Regions from separate parts of the Homo sapiens genome. Here region 1 is linked to region 2. Evidence: chromatin loops called from intact Hi-C (ENCODE). Cell type or tissue: PC-3. All regions are shown on one strand.

Region 1 (4,000 bases), 110 kb after region 2:
TTACGGAGTTGTTTTTCTTACTATTGAGTTTTGAGAGCTCTCTATATATTCTGAATACAAGATGTTTATCAGATATGTGATTCTTAACAGAGTACATTTCAACAAATATTTGCTTCAAATGTAAAAAGGAATATGTAAGCTGTTTTATGGTTATTTAAAGTAATATAAAACACAAGGAAACAACACAATAAATTTAGAAGTATTTATTAGAAATAAACATTTCTATTTAACTATAAATATATAAGCACATATATAAATATATAAATAAATAAATAAAGAGAAAAGTAAATGAGCCAGTGAATTATGTTTATCATTGGAATAACAAATATATTAGGCAGGAAGTGAGAAGTTGCTGCAGTAAAAGCTGCCACCCTCCCTTTCCTTGATCTGGCCTTTGTCTCCTCTTACTCCTATGACTGACGGTGGATAGTTGCCTACAGTTCACATCATTAGCTATTAATGACTTGGTTAAAATTTCCTGTTGTTCAATCCACAGGGCCCTCTACAAATCCATTTTAAGCTCCTATTAAAGACTACACAGGAAAAAGATTTACTATTTATGGAGCAACCTTGAACATAGTTTCTGGCAGGCATCTTCACAGGCAAGCGCTGCGTCAGCTGTGGTTCCACAATTTCAGTCCTTAAGCTCACTAGCTAGTCTAGACGATAACTCCTCAACAAGCATTTGATAAACACACATAGGTCAAGGCTATTCGAATCATTTTAATAGAAAAACAAAGAAAAAAATGACTGGAGAGGAGTTTGTTTCCTCACTAAAGGACAAAACAATTATTTAAGAGGCATCAATAATATGGTTCCAAAGGGCAATGTATTAATTTAGATAGTTTTACAATCATTTCCTTCCTAAGATAAAAATTAAAAGGGCAAGGAAAGCTTTTATTAGAAAACAAAGTCAACTTGGCACTGTGATGTACATCACAATAATGAGGTCTATAAAATTACATATCTGTGTAAGGGAATTGAAAATTCCATAAAGTTATATGTGAAAAATGTGGATAAAGAGACCTAACATTGACTAATTAGTCCGAGGTTCTCATTATTAAAATTAAGAGATTCCAGATCTGAATTTTATGGTTTTATGACTCTAGTTTACATTCCACTTTGCATGTTTATGCAAAATAATGGGCACATATCAAAGAAACAAATGAAAGGCACATAAGACAATTTTACAGTGCCATTCACTCCTTCAGTGTTACAGTTATCACTAGTGCTCGGCATGTTCAGTTCTGTCTGGCATTTCTCTAGCCAAGATTCTGCTTGCAGTCCTCTCTTTTTAGTTTTGACCATGTAAATAAATAAATAAATAAATAAATTTTTCTAACTCCTGAATTATCTGTATTTCATTTTTATTAAAATCCTGATAACAAAAAAATTTGCAGTGTCATTCTGATATTATCATCTGGCCAAGCAGACGAGTAAATAAACTGAATGCACATTTCTAAAAAATAATATTCATTTTTTAGAATACCCTGAAATCGCATTCTTAGAGCAGTCTCAACAACAGCAATAAATCATGACTAAAAGAGCACATTCTGTCACACAATCCAAATACAGTTCACTCTTCAGAAAAGGGTGACAGTTAATTTCAGAGAAATACATTTAACCTGCTTTGTGGTTTGTTGTTGTTGTTGTTTGAACTAAGAAAATGTGCTTTCATTTTTGACATCAGAATTTTCAAACATAAAACCTGGAACCAAAGTTGGAGTTGTTTAATCTAACAATTGAATCATAAAAGCCAGAATACAGAGTTTAAGTAAGAAATGAAGACACATAGAAACTAAAGAGTATTGTTCAATATTATGAAATCATATTTCTTTAGTTGGAGAAACCGAAGTGAACATAAATCAATTTTGGAAGATACTGTATTAGATTTTGGGCCCAAGCTCTGACCCCCATCTTTATAAATGAGAGCTCTATGTAATACATACCTTTGTTTACTCTAATAATTAAGCTCTTTTGTAATATGGTCCAAGAACAGCCAATCTCATACTGCAAGTTATTTCACAGGAATCAGTGTGTTCTAGAAAAAGAGAGTGTGCTGCTCCTTTTCAATAAAACCACCTTTTTATCTAGCAATAATTTCTATGAAGTTAAAAACTGTTACACATACCAATCTGTGGTATTTACATACACACACCAATCTGTGGTATGTATACACACATTTATAGTCTTACCCGAAGATAAAAGTTTTATAAGTGTGTTTTGTTAAGGGAAGAGCAAGTTTGCTGTTTATAGTAACACCCTGTACACAGTTCATAAATATTAGTTGAAAGGATGACTCATTAAGAAACAAATTCAAGTGAAACGATGAAAATCTAAATTAACCTTTAAGGTATTTGTGCCAGGATCAAACAAGCACATAAACTGAAGTTTAAATGGCCTCTGAAGGCTTAGTCATTAAATAATAGAGTGGCTTGAGTGAGTGAATAAATAGGATAAAACACATGTCAGCTCTGAAATATGAGAGTGTGAAGACTGTTTTATCACAACGGGAGACTGAGTTTCTGGCAGAGTAGTTGGGAAAGTTTGCTCCTGAATGATCAAGTCTTGGCATGCAATGGTTACCCCAAACTTGTCCATCTTTCTTATGCCTTCTATCTTTTGCTCTTTCTACTCCAGTACAATATATTTATACAGCAATTTTATTGTGCCCAATTTTGTTGTTCTCCTGACTATACATGCATAAAAATAGATAACTTATTACATTAAAATGTTTTTAAAATTCACTCTTTAACCTTTGGCTATATAAGTAAGAGCTATTTATTGCTACTTTTTAAGTGAGAAAGAATGTTAATTTACGTCAAGGATAGTCACGTGGACCCCACCTCTTTTGTTTCTTAAGGAAATGATTTTCCCTGTGTCTGGTGAACATTAACAAGGAACTTCCTGGGTTCTGCCTGCGGTATTACTCTGTATCCAGCTTTTCTTTCTCTCCCACTACTACTCAGAGTCAGATTTCCAAAACTATCTGAGTTCAGACAGCTTTCTCATGGTATTAAATGCTTTATCTGTAAAAGCATCCAATATTTTTTCCCAAAAATCTTCATTTCCAGCCTCACTAGTCTCCTTAGTTGACCTGCATCTCACATGCATTTGCCATTATTTCTAGACTGATAGAAATGTAAATGTTTTTGTACTCTATCTAAAAAAAAAGTTTGAATATTACTTCCAACCTAACCAGAAATAGTTTACTCCAGGAACTCACACAAGTTGAGAAAGAGCTTTTTTAAAAAAAAAAAAAAAAAAAAACAAATTGTACCTTTCTGAAGTTCAAACTCTGTAGCTTAACACAACAGTTCTCCAGCTGCAGTTTGGGGATCTTGGCTGTCTCTGAGACCCTTTTAGGGTGTCTGCCAGTCAAAGTCAAAGATCCAATCAAAGTTTACATGCTTTGGATAGATCAATTGATTTTATGTTGCAAAGTATGAAATGTTCATTGAAATGGATTCAGATTCTCCATTGCAACTAACCTTTAAGAAGGTTTTTTGACAGATTTATTCACAGATATAATTAATAAACAATATAATCCAAACATTCAAAGTTCACAATTCGATAATTTTTAATATATTCACAGACATGTACAACCATGTCCACAGTCAATTTGAGAACATTTTCATCACCACAAAGAAATCCTATAAACTTCAGCTATTATTCCTCATTGGTCCATCCTCTCAGCCATATCATTCCCTCAGCCATAAATAACCAGTAATCTATAAAACTTTATATCTCAGTAGATTTGCCTGTTCTGAACATGTCATATAAGTGGAACTAAACAATATGTGACCTTTTGTGTCTGGCTTTTTTCACTTTACATAATGTTTTCAAGATTGATCCATGTAGCATGCATCACTGCTTCATTCCCTCTAATGACCAAGTAATATTCCATTGTATGGGTTTACCATAATGTGTTTATCTGCGAGTTTAAATAAAGTTAAACTAGCTTAACTAAACAAATTATTTTCTAAAGTATGAAATTATA
Region 2 (4,000 bases):
CCCGCCACCAGGCCTGGCTAATTTTTTTTGGTATTTTTAGTAGAGACAGCGTTTCACCATGTAAGCCAGGATGGTCTCGATCTCCTGACCTTGTGATCCACCCGCCTTGGCCTCCCAAAGTGCTGGGATTACAGGCGTGAGCCACTGCGCCTGGCCTGTTATTCTTAAAGCACATTCTGTAGCTCTTCGTATACTTGGGCTACATCGTAAATTGGCCTTTGTGGAAAATTTTTCTCTTTCAAACAATATTCTCTTTGTCTATTAAATATTATTCCTTCCTTTGTTTTGAACTGGCTGGAGCCAGTGACAGAAAAAAGCAAGTAGAATAGAACAAATGTTGACATGGAATATTGTTTACATTTTTTAACAATCTAATTTTAAAAATCTTTAAGAAACAGGGTATTTATGGATCATCAAAAAATGTCTGATGCAGGTAGGGTGTGTGTTACCATTATTCCCATTTTACAGATAAATTTACTGAGATTCAAATTATTCAATGAAATCAGTTAAGAGAAGGAACTAGGCTTAGAATCTAGGTAGTTCGCCTCCAAATTCCATGTTCTTCCCCACCCTTCCAAAAAATAAAATAAATAAAGAAGAAAGATCTAGAGACCTCAAAGGAAACAGCAAATAAACCTTCAGTCAATATTGAACATGTTTTTGTCTAGGCTGAACCACTCCTCTTGCACATGCAGGTGCAAAGGTTTAAACAAAGAAATAAGCCACACAGGACTAATATCATTCTAAGAGGAGGAGCTTTCCACAGCGTTGAAAAGTCCTCTTGGTAGCCACAGAACAGTAGGGGTTCCCAATAACCTAGTAAAGAAAAGAAATATATATATATATATATATATGTATATATATATATGTGTGTATATATATATGTGTATGTATATATATATGTGTGTATGTATATATATATATGTGTGTATATATATATGTATATATATATATATATTTTTTTTTTTTTTTTTTTTTGAGATGGAGTTTTGCTGTTGTTGCCCAGGCTGGAGTGCAATGGCACGATCTCGGCTCACCGCAACCTCCGCCTCCTGGGTTCAAGCGATTCTCCTGCTTCAGCCTAAGAGAAATATATTTTAAGGGGAGTCATGAGTGCAGTCAGGTTCTTAGAAGAGGTAAGCAATTAGGTTTGACCCTGAAACTGTGGAGAAGAGACCCTTGACTATATAGCCTGAGCTCTCTGAAGTTTATTTCTACTACAATGACTTTAATGTCTATAGTCTCTCACTCCCCACGTTGCCACTTCATGTACTCTTGCTGCATTACCTACTTTGTATAATTAGGAAGGCATACAATAAACTGGACTTTGCAGAACTGAAGGAAGTACGAAATGCTCAAAAGCGATCTTCCAGCTATTTGTCTTTTACTCCACTGATAACTACACTTTGCTTTTACATCTTGCATTCAATATTACTTGCCCCTTCTTGAATAGATATTAACCAAAATTAATAATTTATCCTAAAGCTACTTAAAAATGTCTTGGTGTTCTGAAAATGCACTGAGTAGAAGAATGTGGAGAAAAATATATCTAGAACAGGGGTCCCAAACCCTGGGCCATGGACTGGTACCAGTCCGTGGCCTGTTAGAAACTGGGCTGCACAGCAGGAGATGAGTGGCAGGCTAGGGAGAATTACTGCCTGAACTCTGCCTCCTGTCAGATCAGCGGTGGCATCAGATTCTCATAGGAGTGTGAACCCTACTGTGAACTGTGCATGTGAGGTTGTACACTCCTTGTTAAATTCTAACTAATGCCTGATGATCTGCAGTGGAACAGTTTCATCCTGAAACCATCCTCCTCATCCCCACCCCAATCCGTGGAAAAAATTGTCTTCCACGAAACCAGTCCCTGGTGCCAAAAAAGTTGGGGACCACTGCCTTAGAGCATGTTGAATTATTTTTTAAGCTGTAGCCCCCCCAAAAAAAAACTTATTTATAGGACTTAATACAATAAAACATAATTGTGTGCAAATAATTTAATAAATAGGTCATCATACATTTTGATTGAAAAATTCAGAGACAGAAAATATATTCCATTTTTCCCTGTGCAATATACTAAAATGCATGCCAATTTCAGTTAAGACAAATTATTCCTTGGGGAAGCAATGTATATTAATACATGTGTATGTAGAATTAATATAGCTTCACAGACTGCAAGAACATCAATATTTTCTACCACCAGATGGCAGAAATAAAGCTACAGTATTTTAGAATCTAAGGATTCAAATTATACACAGAAGAAACTAACTGCAGTCTTCATCCTGATTTTATTTTTAGTTGAACAGACAGAAAAATACATTGCAGCAAAATTTTGCTATGTGTTAAATAAGAAAAAAATTTTTTGATTAACAAAATTTTTTCATTTGAATGGGCTGCCAACTCACTATTTTTCCATCAGTTAGATTATGTTGCTTTCTAAAAGAATCATTTTAAAAAACAAGCTACCACCAGATTTGGACATTAAAATAATTTCCTTTCTAATCAACATAATCAACATCTCCTTTTGGAAGGCATTCTAAATCAATCCCACCTGTTCTCAATCGTGCACACTCTCCTTGCTTTATTTTCCAACGTTTTATCCTTCTTCATTTTTCAAAAACTGATCAGTTGTCCATGCTTCCCTGAACTGCTCTAGATGGTGGGGTTTGCTTACATCATCCTGTTACATATGCTAATATGGCTTCTTGTGATCTTGAATACTGGCGATATAGGTTTAAATTCGGTTTGTTACACTAATTTTTATGTATTAGGTAGTAATAAAATAACCATAAAAATAATAATGATAACAATAAAAAGTAAACGTCCACATAACATATATTAACAACTTTGATTCTAGGAATCTGGAATTATTCGCTGCTATGTTTTGGCTGTGTCCCCAGCCAAATCTCACCTTGAATTGTAATAAACCCCAAATGTCAAGGGTGGGGCTAGGTGGAAATAATTGAATCATGGGGGCAGTTTCCCCCATACTGTTCTCATGGTAGGGAATAAGTCTCATGAGATCTAATGGTTTTATAAATAGGCATTCCCCTGCACAAGCTCTCTCTTGCCTGCCACCATGTAAGATGTGCCTTTTTTTCTCCTTTGTTTTCTGCCATGATTGTGAGGCCACAATTGTGAGGTCAACCATGTGGAACTGTCAGTCCATTAAACTTCTCTCCTTTATAAATTACCCAGGCTCAGGTATGTCTTTATTACCAGTGTGAGTACAGACTAATATATTCTCATTCCAGTTATCAAAGGATTTTGATATTTCAGTGGTTTCTTCTTACCTTCGATAAGAGATGTTGTGAAAGAGATTCCTAGTTAATAAAAATAAATGACTTTCATAAGATAGAATATTTGATCATCCATTTGATTAGCTGGAATTTTAAATATCTTTAACGTAACGTTATCTAATTTATGTAAATTTTTAAATTATTGCTTAATAATCATGTAAATACTAAGCAGAATAACGTTGAATGTTTACTTGGTGCCAGAAAATGTTCCTAGCATTATGGAAAAGGTTAATTTTTCAAAAAACTTTTAACAACCTATGAGATAAGTGCAACGAATGTCCCCATTTTACATATTTGAAAGCTGAGTCATGTTTAGGTTATATAACTTTCTCCAAATCCCACAGGTAATATGAAGTTGGGCCCTGATTTGTACCAGGCAGTCAGATTCTTCAGCTGCTTCCCTTAAACATTACACCATGCACCTGAACTACCCTATTTTTTTAAAATTATGCATTCAGCTTTCATTTCGTACCTTTATTCCACAAATATTTATTGAGTGCCCACTTGGTATTAACTATTGAATATTCATAGAAAATTTTAGAAATGAACCTCCCTCGGGCAGGTGTACAATCTGGTGTAGAATATAGACATGAGATTTATAAGGACAATAAAGATTTACGGGTGCCATGACACTTATGTATTAGTTATAAAAGCAAAAAGAGAGAGTGGATACATTGCCCACAAATGTTCCAGGTCAAAGGAGA

What was found. A loop is a pair of places that touch in the nucleus more often than their neighbours do. Peaks named below come from ENCODE experiments on the same cell type or tissue, not always from the same donor. Only the 100,000 strongest peaks of a DNase experiment are listed, where the experiment ranks them.
Region 1: it touches region 2 in a loop (6-fold over the local background); 6 of 110 quality-filtered maps call a loop at or near these places.

Annotation. Positions count from the first base shown.
Region 1 is chr7:80,276,511-80,280,510 of GRCh38, reverse strand. No RefSeq gene overlaps it. Among named protein-coding and RNA genes, the nearest start is that of GNAI1, 140 kb to the right of the region's middle. In PC-3, no CTCF peak of the experiment used is centred here; no DNase peak of the experiment used is centred here; H3K27ac peaks cover 2,028 bases.
Region 2 is chr7:80,390,649-80,394,648 of GRCh38, reverse strand. No RefSeq gene overlaps it. Among named protein-coding and RNA genes, the nearest start is that of GNAT3, 120 kb to the left of the region's middle. In PC-3, a CTCF peak has its summit at 2,188 (motif pointing right); no DNase peak of the experiment used is centred here.